4 separate regions of the Mus musculus genome follow, and regions 2, 3 and 4 are each linked to region 1. A link is a loop called in an ENCODE intact Hi-C map of the cell type or tissue named here. Cell type or tissue: heart. All regions are shown on one strand. Region 1 overlaps Reep3 (receptor accessory protein 3). Region 2 holds the start of Gm31763 (predicted gene, 31763). Region 3 holds the start of Jmjd1c (jumonji domain containing 1C). Region 4 holds the start of 1110002J07Rik (RIKEN cDNA 1110002J07 gene).

Region 1 (5,000 bases):
TGAGGTCACGTTGGAAACTCAACAGAGGACTAGAGTCATTGCTGGGCCTTTTAATAAGTCATCTCCCAAAGGCCTGTCCCTCCTTTGTTCCTTGTTCACAGTAAATCTCAGGCCCAAATGTCTGATTTTAACTTTCAAGTACTGTTTAGCCCGTCTTTCCTTGCTGCACTCTCCAGTATTCTTAGAATAAGAAAACCGGTTTCCTAGAAAAGCTACAGCAATTACACACGACTTGGAAGTAAACACTCTCATATTTTGGAATCTTTAAGATGTATGAGCCTGGAAAACTTTGCAAAAACCCTATTAAATCTCCAGTAAGCTTGCATTTCAATTACTGCAAGGCTGTGAGCATCTAAGTAGGCCATATCAGCCACACCATACAGGAAATTATATCCCAGGAAAGCTCAGCTTTAAAAATAGGCAAAGGAAGAAAGGAACGCTGCCAAAACACACAGAGCTCTCCCGTTTGTTTTGATTTGCACACGGCATCTGTTTTATCAGGTGCAACCTGCCGTTTGCAGGCTTTGGGGGAGTGGTAGTAGTTAGGGTGGGAAGAAGTAAATGAGTCCAAAATGTTTGCTTTCAGAACGTGCTTTTGAAGTAGATATCAGCAGAATTTAGGTCAGGACTAACTATCACAAAGACGCTGGGTTTGGGGATAAGCGTTGAGAATGGGCTTGTACGTGCCCTAACCCGGCAGAATTCAAGCTGAGGAAACAGATCGGTCCTCCAGGAACACATACAGGCTCTTGCAATGCACAGAATGTAGCATTCTGCAAGCACCGAGAAGCCAGCTTTTCTGTCTTACAAGTTCATTTATTCAAAGTTCTGACTAATTACTTTATACCAACTATGTTCTAGGTATCGAATAGTACAATTAAAGTAGCCAAACCCTTCCTATGGTAGGAGACAGACATTAAGGGATACAGTACCGGGCAGCATAAAGAGATATTGAGATCAGAACACAGACATGCAAAGAGGTTTACTACTGCTAAGAAACTTCCACAGGAAAAAAAATAAAGTGAGTCTACAGATCTGCCAAACATGGCAGGACCAGTTTAAACAGGATGGCTCTATTTGGTGAAATTTAGGTGAACACAAGAACACTGTATTAATGTCCTGCTCTCAGAGAAAATAAGGGCTATTAAGATTTTTTTTTCTCTTCCAATTTTTTACAGGACTTTCAAATACTTTCTAATTTTTTTTTTTTTTTTTTTTGACTCAGGGTTGCTCTGTGTAGCCCTGGCTGTCCTAGAACTGTCTCTGTAGACCTGGCTGGCCTCCAACTCAGAGATCTGCCTGCCTCTGCCTCCTGAGCATTGGGATTAAGCCAGGGCCAGCCCTATGGAAATTTTTGGTTGTGAGCCTAGCCTTTAATGGGTGAGCCATCTCTCCAGCCCCTATCAAAAATTTTTAACCTCTCAGTTCACAGTTGATCTGAGAGCTTAGAGGTCCTGCCTCAATGCCTTGCTAAAAAATAGCCAAATCACTGTGGCCCCCAAAGTGTAAATTAATCCCAAGAATGGTCACTGGCCGGTAATGAAAGCTGCCCCAATTTTTATGTGGAGTTAGAATGTCACCTATGTTAAAAAAAATTTAGATATTTATTTCCATTATTTTATGTGTACGAATGTTTTGTCTGATGTGTACTGTATGCCTGCCTGGTGCTCTTGGAGTTCAGCAGTAGTTACTGAATCGCCTGGAATGGAATCAGGGATGTGAGCTACTGACAGAATCTAGGTCGTGTGCCATCTCATGTGACTTCTCTCCTGTTCCATCACCTTTGCTTTTAAAAACAGGAGCACTGTTGGGGCTGGGCATGGTGTGCACTCCCTTTCATCCCAGTACCTGGGACACAGAGGCAGGCGGAGCTCTATGAGTTCAAGGCCAGTCAGGTGCACACAGAAAGTTCTAGGGCAGCCAGAGCTACACAGAGCTCCCTGTCTCAACAACAACAACAACAACAACAACAACAACAACAACAACGGCAGCACGGTAGAGCAGAGTGATTAGAAACCCAGGAGTTCTGGTGTGGACTCATGCTGTCCTACAAGGTCCTCCAGGGTGAATGGACAGCAAACACGAGTCTGGCTGGATATTATTGGGGTTGGTAGAATGCTGCCTCCTTTCCTGGGAATAGATCCCTGTTTTAATTCCTACAAAATTTAAGTATATTAGGCTATATGAGAAAGAGAAAATAAGGCGGCAGATGGAATTAAGGCCAAGGATCAGACAACCTTGGGGGGTGTGGGGTGGGCCCAGTCGTTCATGAAGGACCATACAAGAGGAAGGAGGAGGCAGAAGGCTAAAAGCCCAGTGCTGGCGGCATCCAAAGATCTCAGCCCCGAGCTCTTGGCTGCAAAGACACAGGGACTGAGCCTCAAGCCAAGGAATGTGGGCAGCTTCCAGCTCTGAACGACAGATCTTCCACGGGAACCAGAGCCTTGGGAGGGAACACAGCCAAGTGGACCCATTCTACATTTCTGAACTCTAGGGATGTCTGGGATTAAATATTTTGTGGCTTTCCATCTAGAGTAGTGTGGTGGCTGGGACGAGCAGCAGCTCGACATGGTGATATGCAGAAGTGCTCTGAAATTTGTGGGGAGTAATTAAGCACTCATCCCTCATTCCAGGGGATGCACACACTGCACCTCAAGCTTGGTTTCTCAGAGTCTTGCTGTTAGACGAGTGAGTGACGGAGGTCTTCAATGATGTATTCTATTCCTTCCTGGTTTTGTTGTGCCAGGAAGCATTCGTGAACCCCAAAAGACCACTAAGCAGCCGTTTTCCATGTAAGAACATTAGGGTCTCTTTATTACAAGCTTGGGCTCTCTTCCAACCCAACCCCGACACAGCAGGATGGGAAGGGAAAGTGGAGCAGCCTCAACCCTCAGCAGGACAAGGTTTTATAGGAAATGGAAGTAAGGGAGGGGGGTGTCTATCCTGGCAAGTACCTAACTGAATGTCTACTGTAAGTCGACAGGGGGGTGCTCTGAGGTAAGACAATCACAAACAGTCTGAAAGTGCATCTGAAACAATCAGATTAATCTTTGATTAACTGTTGTTGGAAGTAGCTAGGGAGGAACTCAGACAGTGGACTAGCTGAGCTGTGGTATGTGGGTGTAGCTTGGGTTCTATTGCAGGTCAAAAATCTCAGTTTTTTTTTTTTTTTTTTCCTTTATGATAGAGGCCGGTCCCAAGATGGAGTAGGTTTGGCCTCCCAGTTCAGTACCTGTTCACTTTTATCACTCACTGTATTTTCAAAACAGGAGTTTTGAATTTAATGGATTCTCTTATGCAGGCTAAGTTATTTTTAGCACATGAGGGAGAATTAAAATTTCAGAAGCATGTTATCTCTAATTGTCTTACATGTTCAAATAACCCAATAATAAATATCTGAGTGTGTTATTAAGGGAATAAAGCAGATGAAGTTACATTTTCAAGTGGAGCTGAGTGTGGGGACACATGCCTTTGATCTTAGAACTTGGAATAGAGAGACAGGAGGATCAGGTGTTTAAGGCCAGCCTCAGCTCGCTACTTAGTGAGTTAGAGGCCAGTATAGGCTACTTGAAACCATGTTTCTAAAAGAAAGGAAAGGAAAAGAAGAGAAAAGGATAACACAAAAAACCTGATGCATAGTGAAAGTGGAGTAATCATTGTTTTATAATTAGATCAACCTCTAAATATACATTTTTTTAGTATTCATTTATACGTATAGGTAATTTATTTATGCTTCCCTAATACTTTTATATTCTTATTGCTGTCCATTTAGCTTGCTCTTTGGTCTACCTATCTACCTACCCTCCTATCTGCTTACCTATTTGTCTTTATCTATCTATCTATCTATCTATCTATCTATCTATCTATCTATCTATCTATTATATATGTATCTATTATGTATGTGTGTATGTATCTGTATGTATGTATCTATTATGTTTGTATATATCTGTATGTATGTATCTATGTATCTATCTGCCTGTCTAGTATGTATGTATGTATGCATGTATGTATCTACCCATCTATGTATATATGTATCTATGTATCTATCTACATACTATCTATCTCCCTATCTACCTACTTACTTATCCATCCATCCATCTGCGATACTGAGTCTGTGTCTATCTACCCACCTACCTATCTGCTTGCTCGTCTCCTTGTCAATCTACCTGGGACAGGGCATCTATCTATCTGTCTGTCTACCTATCTATTTTCTATTTGAGACACATAGAGTCTCTTCATTCTGTAGTCCAGGCTAACCTCAAGTCTTCAGTGATTCTCCTGCCTCATCTTCCAGAGTGCTAGGACTGCAGGCCTGGGCTTCTACAACGGGCCCTGGAATGCTTTAGGTGAGACGAGCCCATAGCTGAAAGATAGACCACCCAGTTCTTCAACCGTACAGTTAGCTAGAATCAGAGAAAGATCCCGCTGAGTACACACTATAAAGGAGCTTCCATTTATTAAGGTCTGGCCAGTAGTATACCCCATGGCTCATAGTCTCATGGCACTTTATAGATGAGGGGTTATTCATACATTTTTGCTATTGGAAAGAGGATTCCAAGTAAAGAATTACACAGTAGAGCGAGCGGTATTTCATGTCCATAGAAATGAATAATAATCAGTGTTACACTCATATGTCTCTGGGGTTTTGCATCTTTGTTTTACTAGGGGCTCATTTCCATTGTATTTTTACAACAGTAATGGTAAATGACTTCCAGGGGAACCAAAACCAAACTGGTTCATCCCCAGGACCACGAAACACAAAGCAAACATAACCATACAGGTCCTTCACCACAGGCAGCTTGAGAAATCCTGGAAACGGAAAGCAAGTGTTGTTTTAAAAACTAATATAAGCCAGTAGTATAACACGGCACTTGAAATATTTATTACGGCACCTATTGAAATATGCCCCTTCAAGCTACTTATAAAATGAATTTAAATTAGTATGACTTAATATGCTTCCATGTCTTAAGACTATTTTCCCAGCCCTGGATCCAAGAGAT
Region 2 (5,000 bases), 54 kb before region 1:
ACAGGGCCTATTTATTTGAGTTTCCCTGAAGGGGTGGGGGTTGAGGGAAGGCCTGGCCTTAAGACTGCCATCGTCTGTCTGAAGAAAAAAGGACCACCCTTTATCATCATGGTTGTGATTTCGTTTTTTGCCATTATGATATCCACTCCTATCCCTCGGGGCTCTGATCTTCTGGTTGTTATGACCAGGGATGTTATGAAAACCTTAAAATAATCCGAGGACAACTTTATGAAGGGCAGCTTAAACAAGTTGAATGGAAATGATAAGTTCTTATCGGACCATCCAACAGACGCAGGCTCTCTGGAACAGCCAGCCTTGAATCCTTGGCAAATGCAGTTTGCTGAGCAGGTCGCCAAAACTGCTCACATTACAGGGGAAAGGCCTCCTTCGCAGGGCACACTTCTCCAGACACGTTCAAGTTTTGGAGAAAAAGGAGAGGGTACTTGTAGCTCCTCCCACTTTGGGTGATGGAAGAGGGACCAGAAGGAGCAGTGGACAACCCGGACTAGAAAGGTCTGCATTCGAAACAGGAACAGAGGGCAAAGTAGAGGGGAGACTCCGCTCTAGTCACAACCCACCAACAGCGTGCTTTCCCCCTAGTTTCTTCTCCAGGGTTCCCTCCTTCTGCCATTACCTCCTGGGGATCCAGGATTGTTAACTCCCACGCAGTGGGTTTATCACGATTGCAGCCTACTGGCAGGACGCCATTATCCTAACGTCCCCAGGAAAGCTCCAGTTACCCCGACAGATCCAGCTCGCTCCCTGAGGTGGAATGCCCATCGCCTCTGGCATCTGGAGCCGGGCTGCGAAAGGGAGGGACTGCCTCTGCGGGAGCCCCGCCCCCGTCCTGGAACATCTGGGTGTGGAGGTTAGCACTCCAGTTGTGGCTTGCCGGCCGCCAGCTGTGCGCGCTCCCGGTCCTAGACTGGCGGCCCCACGAGTCTGGGTGGACACGTGGGAGGGGCTGAGACTTTTCCTTGTGAACTGACTTTAAAACCAGGGGAATCTCAAGTCCAGCTCCCAGCATGGACCTACTGGCTTTCTCGCACGTTCCGTCTAACGTAGAAATTTCCAGTCCAACCCCTTGGCGCGTCTCAAACCTGCACAGGAAACTTATTCCTATAAGATAAATCCAGTATTTTCATCTGACGACCCCTGGATCTTGCACTGGGACTCCAGCTGGGCCCCAGACAGTCCCATATGGGTGGGTAGAGGGGAGCAGGGTTTTTCTCTGGGGGTTTTCCCTAAAGAATCTTTGACCCGAAGTAGATTCCACATTTGAAGTTGGGGATCTGATCCACCCTAAACTGGCAGTTCAAGCCGGGAGAAAGTCCTGTTGAGGGCTGTGATTCAATCCCCCTGGAATGTGCTTGGAATAACAATGGGGACTTGAAAGCTTTTTATGGCCGAGGTATCTGGTGGAGACCAAGCAAGCGGGTTCGGTTGCGCTGGCGGACCGCCGAGGGGGCAGCCTTGCCTAACGCCGGGCTGCGTCCTGGAGCATCTGGTTTGAATCAGCCCCTGAGCATTTCTTTAGGCTTAATCTACCACCCTGCAGAATCGACAGAACAGGACAAACCAAATATATTCTGGGCACTCCAGTAATAGCTAAACCCAATCACGTTTTACTGTTGGGACTTCCAACTGCCCCCAACGTACAACTGTCGTTATTTTATAGATATTGCGAATTTAACTTCCTTTTTAGAGCTGGTGGGTGGACATGCACAAGCACGGCTCTGTTACCCTTCTTTTTGTATGACGCCTTGGAACAGTGAGAGGGGTCTAAAGCCAACATATGTGTTGTGTAGCACTAAAGAGATAGCCACACTTCCCTCCACGCCCTAACTCAGAATTCTGAACGCAAGTTGGAACAAAGGCAAACGTGTCTGAGTGTAAAGGGTGAGCCAGGAGCTACAGTCGTAGGGGTAAATAACCTTGTTTTCTCCTTCAGCAGTGGCCGCTACCAAATCCCCGCTCTTGGAAGGTGGCCAACTGTCTGTCGGGTGGAGGGTGCAGCTAATTAGAGAGAGTCTATAAACCTCTCTGTCAAAGAGGGCATGTGACCTTCCCCCCAAGTCTAAACAATAAAGGCAGCTAGCCTGCAGGCACTCAGCACCGCTGCCCTGCGGGTTCCCTAAATAGGAACAGGATGAAGGCCGGGCTGAAGGGGTTACCGAGGCTCTCTGCGCTCACACCAGGAGGAATCGGTCACTCTGCTTCCCAGTATAACTTTCTTCAATTACTCCCTCCAATCTATTTAGAGGAGTGCGGGCTTGCAGAGAGCACATTGTCTAATCTAAATGAGGAAGCAATTATTCCTCGCTGCTGTCAGACGTGCTTGGAGACAGTTGGGTCAAAGATCAACCTGCTGTCATGTGACTTTACTCCGCACTTGTGAAAGATCAACCCTTACCGACAATTATTCAGCCTCGCTTTTCTGAAACAGTCCCCCCCCACCTCCGTTAACATTTCCCCCTTCTTACTCTTTTGAGCATCCTTACACGTTTTTCTAAAGTAAACACAATACCTCTGTGCATTGCTTAAGGGTAAGTATTAAACTTTTGTGCCGGTTCTCAGAAGATTGCAAAATGGGGCACATTGCCTTCCTGTCTTTGTCTAAATCTCCCTGCCTGGGAGCCTCTTTGCTAGCTTTAATTTTATACAGCATGTTGTAAACTATAAATAACACAGCTCTACTTTCCTAGAACAGAGCATATGGAAACTGTCGTCTGCGGTACGTCCCAACTGTAGTTTCAATTTAAAGACTGAGTAAAATTAATCCCCTGTGTGAAACGGTGTCGCACCGTTTGCGTGTGTATTTTATTAGTTGAAACCCAGTATGGAGGAACACCAGGAATTTTTGGTGTCGGGAACGGAGCACATAAAAGGGTTTATAAGGTGCAGTTTGAAGTGGGAGAGGCCAGGAACTGGAGGCTGGTGGGAGGGCTAGGAGGAAGGAAAGCCCTTCCTGAGGGGGCTGCTTCTCTCAGTAGCCACATCCTCTCTTCAAACGCTTCCTGTTTGGTCTCAGCCAATAATGGATGGGCGATTTATTTTTCCTATTCAGTTTAAAAGCATCTTCTCTCTCTTCTCTGAAGCTAAAAGCCAGATCAATGAACACAACAGCTGATTCCAGGTAATCCTCCGATGAACATCGGAAACTTCGGGGGTATTTATAAAAGCATTTCTAGGTTAGCCTTTTCTTTTTTCAGTATTGCCATTCCCGAAGTATAATGAAATGAACCAAAGTCCCGAGTTCCCAACAATACGACGTGGGAATTATTCTCTGGGTTGGCTGGTTGGTTGGTTTGTTAAGTAAGGATGGTACATGGTCAGCAAGAAACACAAAGGGGCATCTGAAGCCGGGGTGTAGTTGTTCTTTTCCCACATAAGCTACAGCATCTTCGTTGTAAGATAACAAGAGCTAAGACGTGAAGTTTCTACATAAAAAGACAGTGAAAATGGCTTTATTTTGAGGTGGAGTTCCTTTGAAAATTTAATTTTTAAGAATATTGAGACAGCTACTGTACATATGTCAACTTGGCTAGGCCATTCTACTGATTTAACTGATACAGTATCCCTTCTCTTTCTGTCCATCTCTTCTCTTCCTCTTCTTCCCCTCCTCCTTTTTTTGTTTTTTTAAGAGGCGGGGTCTCAGTAAGCTAGCCTTGGACTCACCACATAGACCAGGTTTGCCTGGAACTCAGAAAGATCCACCTGTTTGTGCATATTGAGTGCTGGGATTAAAAGCATGCACAGGGGCTGGAGAGATGACTCAGTGGTTAGGAGTGCTGACTGCTCTTCCAGAGGTCCTGAGTTCAATTCCCAGCAACCACATGGTGGCTCACAACCATCGGTAATGGGATTTGATGCCCCCATCTGGTGTATGTGAGGGGGGTGACAGTGTACTCATATAAAATAAATAAATCGATCAATCTTTAAAAAAAAAAACCATGCACAGCTACTCCTGGCTTTAATCCTCATTTTCAAGATGACATCATGAATGAATAGACGCTCAGATTATACTCCATAATGTGGGTGGGCCTCATCCGAATCAGAAGAAAAGGGACTGTGGTCAGCACCATGTACCTGATCTCCAAAGAATTAACTCTTCCATTGCCCTCCAGCCCACTAAGCTGCCTTGTGAAGTTTGATCTTGTCATCCTCTAGAATCAGGTTAGCCAATTACTTATAATCTATGTGTATAAATGATATCTATCTATCTATCTATCTATCTATCTATCTATCTATCTATCATGTACTCCCTCCCTCCCTTCCTCCCTCCCTCCCTCCCTCCCTTCCTTCCTTCCTTCCTTCCTTCCTCTAATGCTAGTGTTTTTCTGGTGAACTCTAGTTAATCCAGAGTACCTACTAATGATTGCTGGTAGAACCATGACCCTCTTCATCCCTCAGGTTTGACGTCATGTAAGTTAGGCCTGGCCTGATGTAGTTTGAGAAGGTGCATCACAGTAGAAGATCATCCATCCACATCCACTCCTCTTCTCTAGACCCTGGCAGTTGGAAGGAAATACACTCTCTTCCCCACCCGCACCCCAAGCCTATCCCTGATCTTCGCCTCCTCTCTCCCCAGCCTTCTCTGTTAGTATTCTCCAAAGGAGTCAGTTGAAAACATGAAATTCACTATACCAGAGGACTTGACCATTGAAGGTCATGGTGAAAATCTGCAAAGTTACTAAAAATGTAGTGATATTTCTTCTGTTCCAGGACTGGAGGGAAATCCGGAGATGGCTCAGTAAGTAAATGTTATTGTCTCTGAGCCTAAGGACCAGAGTCCTAGTGTCAGCAACCAAATGGTAGAGAGGACAGATTCTTATAAGCTACAGACACACACAGGCACAGAGACACACACACACACACACACGCGCACGCGCGCGCGCGCAAACACACACAGAGATACACAGACACACACAGATCCTTCTCAGTGAGAGGGGAGGCTGGCCTGAATTAGGAAGTTGTGGAGAGCTGAGTGAGATGCTCAG
Region 3 (5,000 bases), 68 kb after region 1:
CAGAGGGAGCTTGTGGGTTCAGTAGAAATATGGCCCTGCAGGAACCAGACCTGTTTGTGGAGTGAGAATTTGCATGTGGCTTGTTTTGTTTTGGTGGCAGTTAATAGTTGGAGCATTTCTGGGAGGGTGTCTGTAGAGAACTTGCTGGAAGACACCCTGGAGAGAGTTGCTTCGTGTGTTCCATCCTTTGTTTCCATTCCTTTTTTCTTGGGGTTCCTCTTGAGCAGAGTAGGAATTTTGTCTTGTTATTTATAGATTCTAACTTTCTAGTACTTTATTATTAAAAGCCAAGTCTAAATGAGGAAGTTAGTAAGTCCTGGGTTCCTGTGCAGCCAGCCACACTAGAAATAGAAAGTAGTGACCATCAGTAGAGAATGCACAATTAGAAGCTCAGTCGAGATTGCTTGTGGGTTATTCCTTCCTTTCTTCCTTTTGTATTACCCCCACCCCCAAGAAGACAGAAATCAGACTCTTATGTTGGCTCCTGCAGAGATGAGGCTGCTCTCCTTGGAAGGCTGACAGTAGGCAGGTGTTTGTATAGGCTCCCAGAGACTGGCTTTGGAGTTTGTATCAGATTGGTAGTTTGCTAAAGAAATCAAGGCTTTGCTTGGGAATTATAAATCCTTATATCCGTTCTTTTCATATTCTAATGGAACAGCCAGGCATTTCTGCTGCAGCCCATGCTTAAAGGTATTTTTAGCACTGTTAGGTCTGGTGAAATGGGATAATGCAGCGTGACATGAAGGCAGCAAGAGCACGTAGGCAGAACAGGAACTCTGAATCACAACTCTTGATTTAGAAATTCTGAGTTCTCTTCGGTTGGAGTAAGAAAAGGTATGTGTATGGTGGTGTATCACCTCAAAGCCTGTATTTAGGAGGCTGAAGCAGGAGGATCCCAAGTTCAGGCCAGCCTGGCCTACATAGGGAAGAGAACTTGTCTCCAAAGAAGAAAAAGACTAAAGGAGAAAAGACATTGATTGCACTGTATCCATCTATTAATCCATTTCATAATAGGCTCATAGATGCTGGGAGCAGAGCTTGCTCTGTAGACCATGCTGGCCTGGAACTCAAGGGGTCTTTATAAAATAAGGAAAATCGTAAATGAAAAACAAGAGTATTTTAAGGGTATTTAGTTGCTTTTCCTGTTACTGTGACAAAATACCTTGACAGAAGCAGAGTGATGGTGAAAGAGTCCTCCCTCCCTTCATCCCACAGTCATGGCTACACAGTCCATGGTGTAGGGAGGGCATGATGGCAAGAATGCCAGGAACATCAGGCACCCACAGTCAGGCTCAGGAAATGAGTGTTCCTCCCTCCCTCCCTAGTCGGTGGGCTCCTCTGCCTACAGAAAAGATGGCCTAACACCTCTAATCTAGGTTAACCCTCACAGACAAGCCTGCAGGCTCCTCTGCTAGGTGGGCGTGTGACCCATGACGACTGAATCCAAGGTTTGAAATCTCATGTTAACACTTTTAATTCCATATTATTTATAGTTAGGATTTGCTAGTAAAATTAAACAATATACCTACTCCTTAAAACAAAACAAAACGCCAGCAAAGAAATTGAAAAACAAAACAATACAAAAACTTTTAAGGTCTATTCTTTTGGGGAAAAAAAAAAAATCAAGTTTCTCAAGGTAGACTAGCATAAAACCTAAATGTCGGCTGTAGTATTGGGGTTGTAGGAGAAAATTTGAGCTGTAATTCTCAAGTACATTAAATGTATTAAAGCTGCCTGTGGTGGCATACACTTGAGAAAAGCAAGAGCGTGCGCTCAGATAAGCCCCATGATTAGCTAGTAAGAAATGCTGCTGTGGGGATCTGTGGCCTGGGAAAGCTGTTTCTCTCCAGAGTGTTGCTTTCGTTGTCTTTACATGCTTTTTAATGGACTGTTTTCCTTGTAGTAGTATGGTGTCATTGACAGTTGGGGATTAAGCAGTCTTCTTTAAAAAATAAAAGAGAAACAACAACAAAAAGACTTCACCCACACTGGGACCCCAACCCAGACCTTCCCACCAAGTAGGCAAGTGCTTTGCCACCCAGCAGCACCGTCTGTCCCCAGCCCCAATTTCCTTTAATGATTACTTTGTGCTGCAAGTTATAAAGCAGGGAGATCACTGATGGTTGGTATTTGAATATGAGACTCCGTTTAAACATCTTTATATGTGCTGCACTCTTTCAGTGGCTTGTTTTATTGGGCTTACTAACCTTAGGTGGGAATGAAGGAATCCAGAGCCGACAGCATGCAGATTTGTGCAGTTTTCCTAGCATCAGATGCCCATTATAGATGGTTGTGAGCCACCATGTGGTTGCTGGGAATTGAACTCAGGACCTCTGGGAGAGCAGTCTTAACCGCAGAGCCATCTCTTCAGCCCTGAGCTGATCTATTCAACTGACTTTGAGAGTTTCCAACTCTCCCACCGCCACTGTCTGTCTGTAGCTTTAACAGTTTAGTTTAAATGGTCTACAGATATGTCTTTTGTATTTATTGTAAGCACTCAGTGCTATTGTAAGGGTTTTCAGAAAGCATGGGGGGGAGGAAAAGATTTTTATAGGATTAGATGAATTTTTGAAGATGATAATCCCTGGAAAACGGCAGATTGAATTTTGATTCCCGTTTTCACAGATCTTTAAAATACAAGCATAGCGGTCGTCAAACTTCTCACTGCTATCTTGAAAGAGAGACTTGCCTGTGAGAACTGAGGAGCGATCAGAAGAGGAATTCCTAGCTGTCTTTGTCTGGGTTATAAAGTCCTGTTGTGATTGGACGGGAAGTAAAACCATCATTTATTTTCTTCAAGTGTGATTGGCTAAGATTCTTTTCTTTCCGTGGTCTTTTCCAGTAACTGACTCTGGAGCTTTCCGTTTTATTACCTATGTTCTAGTACGCGGAGTACTCGGGTTGGCTCTGAGACAGTTTGTGAAATTTAAGGATGTCGGTAACAGCTCGCGGTGGAGTGTCTAGCGTTCCTGTAAGAAGGCGGCACGAGGTGTAAATCTCCGAACTGCTCCAACACGGAATTAGAATTGCCGCCGGGAGGAATGCTGGTTTAGAGCCGCGGGCCGCCGAGGGGGCGCGGTGGGGTGGGCGGCGCGGCTCGCCCGGGGCCGCGCGGGGATCCGGGCTCCTTGACGACGGCGCTATGTGTTCGCACGGCCGTCGCTCCTGACATGCGGACCTCCGGGAGTTGGCTCTGCGACCGCGCGTGGGAGCCGAGCCCCGTCCCCGCACTCGCCCCTCCGAGGGGGCGCAGACGGAGCGGCAGAAGCAGCCTGGCTGCTGTCCCTCGGCGGCCACCTCTCGAGGCCGCAGCGCAGTCCGTGGGCGGCACTACTTGGCGCGCCCGCCGACGCCGACCCCCACTCCCCCGCCCGCGGAAGGACACGCGGCGCGGCCGGAGGGGCGGAGGGGTACCGGCCGCCTGAGCGGCCGCGCGCTCATTCCTGTCAGTTTGCCTGTGGGCCGCGCGTGAGGTCGTGGGCGGCGCGGCTCCGGGTCGTCGAGCGTGCAGGGGCGCTCTCGCTCGCGGGCCGCCTCGCCTGCGGTCGGCTCCTCGGCATGGGCGGCCGGTAGGAGCGGGCTGCGCTCGTCCCCGGCGCAGTGGCGGCCATGGCGGTGGAGACGCGGCCCGAGCTGGTGGGGAAGCGGTTCCTGTGCGTGGCGGCCGGCGAGGACGCGCGTCCGGAGCGCGGGCAGAGCGGCTGCGGGCGCGGCTGGCGGGCGGGGGTCATCCGAGCCGTGTCCCACCGCGACCGCGGCCACCCGGACCTGGCGGTGAGAGCTGGCGGGCAGCATGTGGCACGCCCCTCTGCGCGGGGCGGGCGGGCGGCAGGTGGGGCGGGCGGGCCCGGCAAGGGGAGCGCTGGCTGCTATGGCCCGACTCTGCCGGGCAAAACCATCCTGCGTTTGGCTTTCCAGCCGGAAACGATAGAAATGTTTTTGGTACGAGGGCTAGTCGAAATTATTTCTCCCTTTCTCCATCATTTTGTATTTTGTTTGTTAGAAACGGACAGTGCTTTAGGGAACTCCGGCTCCTGAGTCTTATATGGCTTCACGAAGGCTAGAGATAGTGTAAATTAGGGGTTTGAACGGCATTTAGTACTTCTAAGTAGCCTCCCCTACATTTATCAGTTACATAGGACACTGTCAGTGTTACCTTTCAGGAGAATAAATGTGTATTTATGATTTCGTGCCAGGATACATTCTTTTGGTCACAAGCGCATTCTCATAAGGGAATGGGATTGAGTGAGTAGACTGGAGATAGAGTTGAGTAAGTAGAGTGGGGGTAGGGAATATTAAGATATTCCCCCTTTGCATTTAGATCAAATCCACCATAAAATGCAAAAATAGTCACCATTTTGATATGGTTGTTGGAAGTTTCGAGTGTGTTCTTGCAAACCATTCCTACCTGCTATCAATTCCATAGTTCCCCACGCACTGTATTATTAGTTTAACCGTGTAAAATAGGCTTAGTTGTGAATACTTATAAGAGGAATTAAAAATAGAGACAATTGACAAAACTCCGCATGGCAGTTCTTTGTGCTAAAGGAAAAAAAGAACCCTTAAACTTTACTCATCTTAATGCTTACTTGTGATAGCTTCACAAAGCCGTTGCTTTGTGTTTGTGTAAAGATGCCGGAACTCATTTCTCTTTCCGCTTTGATATGAAAATTGAAGATTTTACGTGGAGGATGCCTGGGTAATGGCTTAGACACTAAAGCAAACACGGAACAGAATTATGTACTGTGTTCCTATATACGTGAGAATTAGGAAATTAGATTAGATAGTATTGGAGACAGTCAAGTTCTGAAACTGTTTTTGAAAGGTCTGTTGGAAAGAAAGGGATACAGAGGGAACAAACATATTCCAGTTGCCCACCTCCCTTATTTTTCCAAATAGCAAGATAATAAGGTGGTTGCTTAGAAGTAACAATTGTCAGGCAGTCACTGCTTTGAATGGGTGTAATCCAAAATCGTGGGTGTGGTGTGGGAAGATGTCAA
Region 4 (5,000 bases), 140 kb before region 1:
CCCTGAGCCATCTCTCTAGCCCCTAGCCTACTTAGTTTATTATCCAATAATATATAAAAAACAATCTTTACATTTACTGTTAATCATCGCATAAAGTACACCCTTGCTAAATAATATAAAAAAGAGACCTGATGTGTAAACATGCCTTCCTTTAGAGCTGCTAGAGGTGAAGGTAAGAAGTAAAAAGATTTAAAAAGTGTTTATCATGGAACTAGAAATTATAAGTTGACTGATAAAAGAGCAGAGCCACTAACTTCTAGGACATGACTTGATTTGGAAGCTAAACACCGGTCAAGTTATTCTCCTGAAACTGACCTCCGAGTGTAACAGTTTAATATTGAAAACAATGACTGGACAACCTCTAAAGGAGCTGTCTTCCCGCCCAGCTTACAACGTGAATTTTTATGTTGTCACGTTTTGAGGCGAGGCCTCCTGTATCTCCACATTTTAGTCGCTGTTCCGTTGCTGTGACAAGACACTGAAGGCTGCAACTCTTATAACTGGGGCCTAAACTCACTTAATTAAACTCACTTAATTAAACTCACTTAATTGGGGCTGGCTTACAGTTTCAGGGGTTCAGTCCATCATCATCGTGGTGGGAGCAGGCAGGCAGCTGGCAGGCAGACATGGGGCTAGAGAAGGAGCTTGCAGCGACATCCTCATCTTCAAAGGCCACTCCCAGTGACATGCTTCCTCTAACATGGCTACACCCTCTAGTCCTGTCAAATAGCACCATTCCCTGGTGACCAAGCATTCAAATCTCTGAGCCTATGGAGTCATTCTCCTTCAAACAACCTTGAACTTCTGCTCCTCCACACCCAGGCTGTGCACTCAGGTTAAATGCAGTATTGGGGATGAATCCCAGGGTTGCATACACTCTCCCAGCCCCCAGCAACCAACTTGCAAGTTGAGTTCCGTCCTCAGATCCCATCAACTGCTTGGTTAGGCCCCAAGGTTTGTTTTTATTATTGTTATTACTACTATTGTCATTATAGTTAGGGTTGTTTAGGTTTTTGTTTTTTAGATTTGTTTAGTTTTATGTATATGAGTGCTCTTTCTGCATGTATACCTGCCTGACTGAAGAGGGCGTCAGGTCCCATTACAGATGACTGTGATTGCTGAGAATTGACCTCAGGACCTTTGGGAAAGTGGCCTGTGTTCTTAACTGCTGAGCCATCTCTCCAGCCCTATAGTTAGGGTTTCTATTTTTGCAATGAAACACCAAGACCAAAAAACAAGTTAGGAAGAAAGGATTTATTTGTCTTACCTTCCACATCACTGTTCATCATCGAAGAAAGTCAGGACAGGAACTCAAACAGGGCAGGAACCCAGAGGCAGGAGCTGATGCAGAGGCCATGGAGGGGTGCTGCTTGCTGGCTTGCTCATCATGGCTTGCTCACCTTGCTTTCTTATAGAACTCAGGACCATCAGCCCAGGGTTAGAACACAGTGGGCTGGGCCCTCCCCCACTGATCACTAACTAAGGAAATCCCCTATAGCTGGATCTCATGGAGGCATTTCCTCAATAGAAATTCCCTCCTTTCAGATGACTCTAGCTTGTGTCAAGTTGACCTAAGACTAGTTCAGGGCACTTACCAATATTTAAAAGCATAAAAAGAGAACGATGTCTACTCCACCCTAGGGACCCTCAACTCTAGTAGCAACTGGCTTGAGCTGTTTGATGAAGGATGAAGGTAAGGCATGAATGCTTTCCAACTGGGATGCAAGGTCAAATGTCATTAATTACGTCCCCTGATAATATGGCTGGCTGGTCCAAGAGGTCTGGAGTGGGGGTGGGGTGGAGGTGGAGTTAGACCTTCACACACCCAGTCACCCCAGGAATGTCAAGGATGGATCACACATAGATGAGGTGAGGAAGTCATGCCTGGAATGGTGAGGATGGATCACATATAAATCAAACTGTTAGGTCTCAAACCCAAGACAAACAGCTAACAGAGGTTACTATTACCATATCAAAGCTGACCCTGGCCACCAAGTTTTCCCACCATCCCTGAGTCTCTACCCATTCCAGGGTCCTCCTGGCTGGCATACTCCACCCCATACCCTAAACTTCTCCAGCCACGAGGCTGGACTGGGTTTTCCCTTCCCCCAGCCTCTCTGGCTCCTATACAATTCAGCCATTTCGGTTACATTATCTCTTAGCCCAGGCTACCCCTCTTTGTTAGTGTCTCCTTTCTTGCTTTCCCTGCCTCTCTCTCTCCACATAGTCCAGCTCAGTCTGGCAATGTTCACTCTGCACTCTCCCAGATGCCTCTTTTTGTCCATATTCTGTATTCTCTCTTATGTCTGTCACAAACCTTCTCCTCCACCATACCTAAGAACATCCTGAGCTCCTCCCATTTCTTTCTCTTTTTTTCCATCCATAAATCATCCCCAGAATGGTGAAGATGTGTACGGTTAGCACTCTGTCTAAATTCCATCTTACAATTACCTGGCAACAGCCAGGTAGGCCTGGCCCACTACAAAAGGGGCTGCTTGCCCCCTCCTCCCTCTCTTACTCCTTCCCGGCTTGCTTCTCTCGTGCCCTCTTGGGCTCTTCCCTTCCCCCTTCCCTTCTCCCTCTCTCCCTGTGGTCATGGCCGGCCTCTACTTCTCTGCTCTCTCTCTCTCTCTCTCTCTGCCTTTCTCTGCCTCTACTATCCACTTAACTCCTCTCCCCATGCCCTGAATAAATTCTATTCTATACAATATAATAGTATAGAATGTGGCTGGTCCTTCAGGGAGAAAGGATGCATTGGCATGGGCCCACTGAGGCACCCCCCCCTCACCACACCCCCATAGAACATGTTCTTATACCTCTTTGTCTTTTTATAATCACATTGTGTGCCACACAGATGAGGTCACCCCAGGAATGGAGGGTAGATCACATATAGATGAGGTTACCCCAGAAATGATAAGGATGTATCTCACATGGATGAGGTTACTCCAGGAATGGTGAAGATGCATCACACATCGATGAGATCACCCCAGGAATGGTGAGAATAGATCACACACCCAGTCACTCCAGGTAAGGACGAGTTACACAGAGATGAACTCACCCTGGAAATGGTGAACGTGAGCCCCCTACAGAGAGGGTTAGGGCATTTGCTGAAAATCCCTGCCACCGAGATCAGAGAAAACGGAAAAGGTTAAATACGGAAGAGACCTTCAAAGGTCACCTCCCTCTTTGCATGGAAGAGGAAGCCAAGGTCCCAGAAGGCTGCGTATCTCTCACAGAGTGCATTTACAGAAAAACCCAACCCAAGACTGCAGGCGCCTTCCACTGAAGTAACAGAAATGGGAAGGGGAAAAAAAAAAAAAAAAAAAAAACACTGAGTGAGTCAGGCGAGCGGGGGACACGGTCTCCCTTCCCCCTACCTCGGGGTGGTGGCAGGCAGCCAACTGGAGCTTGCTGCATATTTAATTTAAACCTTTGTCTGCCCTGGCAAGGACAAAGTACAATCTGTTTTATGTAAAAAGTCTTCCCTGAGGAAAGCCTCAGCCTCCAGCTGCGAAACTGATTGATGTTCTTAACTCCTCCCCCCCCCCCCCCCAGCCTCTGTGGGGATCCGAGGTTGCAGTTTCCAAAAAAAGAGTTGGGGGGGGGGGGAGGAAAGCACTCCAAACAAACAAGCAAAACAAAATTTCTTGCTTTTATTGTGTTACTCTCAATCTAGGAGAATTAGCCTGAAACTAGAGGGAGAAGCCTACAAATAAAGCCTATATTTTACAAGCCGATTTCAGAGCCCCAGATGGGAGGGGCTGGGACAGCAAGCTGCCGCGGGAGGCTGGAGTCTCGTCTAGGAGCTTTGTCTACAAGCTCCTTCTGCCTTGCCTTAGATGGCCTAATCTAATCAATACAGATACCAAAACGTCCTAAAGATGCCTTAAAGTGAAGCCTTCGTGTCAAGGAACATCACCGTTGGAAATGGTCACCGAACGTGAGATGGAGATTAGGAGTCACCTTGTTTTGAGAGCTCTGTGGATTTCCGGGTAGCCTGTTTCAGAGACCCTGATTTGGGAGATCATATGTCTTGCAAAACCAAGGCGTGCATTGTTGCAACTCAGTTTGGGGTCACCTCCAAGTGTTCCTGGACCTTCTAGACTTCTGCCTTAGACTGAAGCACTTAGTGACCTCAGTCTCAGCTGGCGCTCAGTGTTCAAAGGTTAGCGTCGAGGTGCGCTGAGGAGACCCAAAGGGGGCGGAACCACCCTGCATAGCATTAGACTTTTAACTCTGCTCCCGCCCTCGGTCCCCTGTATCAGATTGGTTGGAAGGAGAGCGTGGGTTAAGGGGGCATGGACCTGCCTTCCCCTTTCTGGTTCAGGAGCCAAACTTCATCTTGGAGTCAGAACAAAGCCATGGCCGGATCACACTAAGGAGCTCCAGCCTGTTTTGGGACAGAGCCAGGACCCAGAAACCATTGCCATGAGCCACCAGCTGGCTGCGGTCCCGGAAAACTTGTGCAGCTGCCGCACAGGCCAGACTGGGCCTGCACACTGTCACAGTGCCAGGCCCTCCATTAAGGCCCCCGTCTCCGCTCACACCCAACTTGCCCCGCGTACTTTGGCATCCTCCTGCCTTGAGGTGTGCCCTGGGATTACAGGGGAGACTTCAGAACCACCGAGTGACCTGCCTCCTCTTATCTTTCTGGGAATTACACAGTTGTTCTGGAACCCCTTGGAGAGGTCAAGGTAGATGGCTCCAGTCGCTGGTCTGATGAAAATGGAGGATTGAATCATTTCCCTTAACTCTGTGTGGTCTAATTTAAGTGCCTGTCATTAGTACTTCTAAGGAGAACACAGGCGCCCTAGCCCTGAAAACTGAAATCCCTCTCCGAAGGCCCTAATGATGGGGACAAAAAAAAAATCAATGAATGGCCACATTCACAGCTGTTTCCAGAAGTGTTTCCTGCTTTCTTGGACATTAAGCTCCAGTAATAAAGTTAACAACAGTACAATCATCCCGAGAAAAGGTCAAAGAAGAGGAAAATCTGTTTT

What was found. A loop is a pair of places that touch in the nucleus more often than their neighbours do. Peaks named below come from ENCODE experiments on the same cell type or tissue, not always from the same donor. Only the 100,000 strongest peaks of a DNase experiment are listed, where the experiment ranks them.
Region 2: it touches region 1 in a loop (3-fold over the local background); 6 of 42 quality-filtered maps call a loop at or near these places.
Region 3: it touches region 1 in a loop (1.9-fold over the local background); 2 of 42 quality-filtered maps call a loop at or near these places.
Region 4: it touches region 1 in a loop (2.7-fold over the local background); 3 of 42 quality-filtered maps call a loop at or near these places.

What each region holds. Positions count from the first base shown.
Region 1 is chr10:67,056,091-67,061,090 of GRCm38, forward strand. The region is part of intron 2 of Reep3 (receptor accessory protein 3); the gene reads right to left. Among named protein-coding and RNA genes, the nearest start is that of Reep3, 38 kb to the right of the region's middle. In heart, no CTCF peak of the experiment used is centred here; DNase peaks (open chromatin) are centred at 471, 1,811 and 2,401; H3K4me3 peaks cover 535 bases; H3K27ac peaks cover 1,239 bases.
Region 2 is chr10:67,001,994-67,006,993 of GRCm38, forward strand. It overlaps Gm31763 (predicted gene, 31763), which reads left to right and starts at 3,082. Exons shown (of 7, transcript NR_110511.1): 1 at 3,082-3,136. RefSeq lists an enhancer at 1-3,354. In heart, no CTCF peak of the experiment used is centred here; DNase peaks (open chromatin) are centred at 878, 1,468, 2,128 and 2,908; H3K4me3 peaks cover 3,243 bases; H3K27ac peaks cover 3,693 bases.
Region 3 is chr10:67,123,649-67,128,648 of GRCm38, forward strand. Jmjd1c (jumonji domain containing 1C) reads left to right here and starts at 3,440. Exons shown (of 26, transcript NM_207221.3): 1 at 3,440-3,774. The coding sequence starts at 3,610. Gm46228 (a long non-coding RNA gene) reads right to left here and starts at 1. Exons shown (of 2, transcript XR_001779789.2): 1 at 1. In heart, no CTCF peak of the experiment used is centred here; DNase peaks (open chromatin) are centred at 2,983 and 3,593; H3K4me3 peaks cover 2,513 bases; H3K27ac peaks cover 2,178 bases.
Region 4 is chr10:66,917,112-66,922,111 of GRCm38, forward strand. 1110002J07Rik (RIKEN cDNA 1110002J07 gene) reads right to left here and starts at 3,273. Exons shown (of 5, transcript NR_138561.1): 1 at 3,059-3,273; 2 at 1,268-1,278; 3 at 565-719. In heart, a CTCF peak has its summit at 3,100; DNase peaks (open chromatin) are centred at 3,400 and 4,430; H3K4me3 peaks cover 1,950 bases; H3K27ac peaks cover 2,513 bases.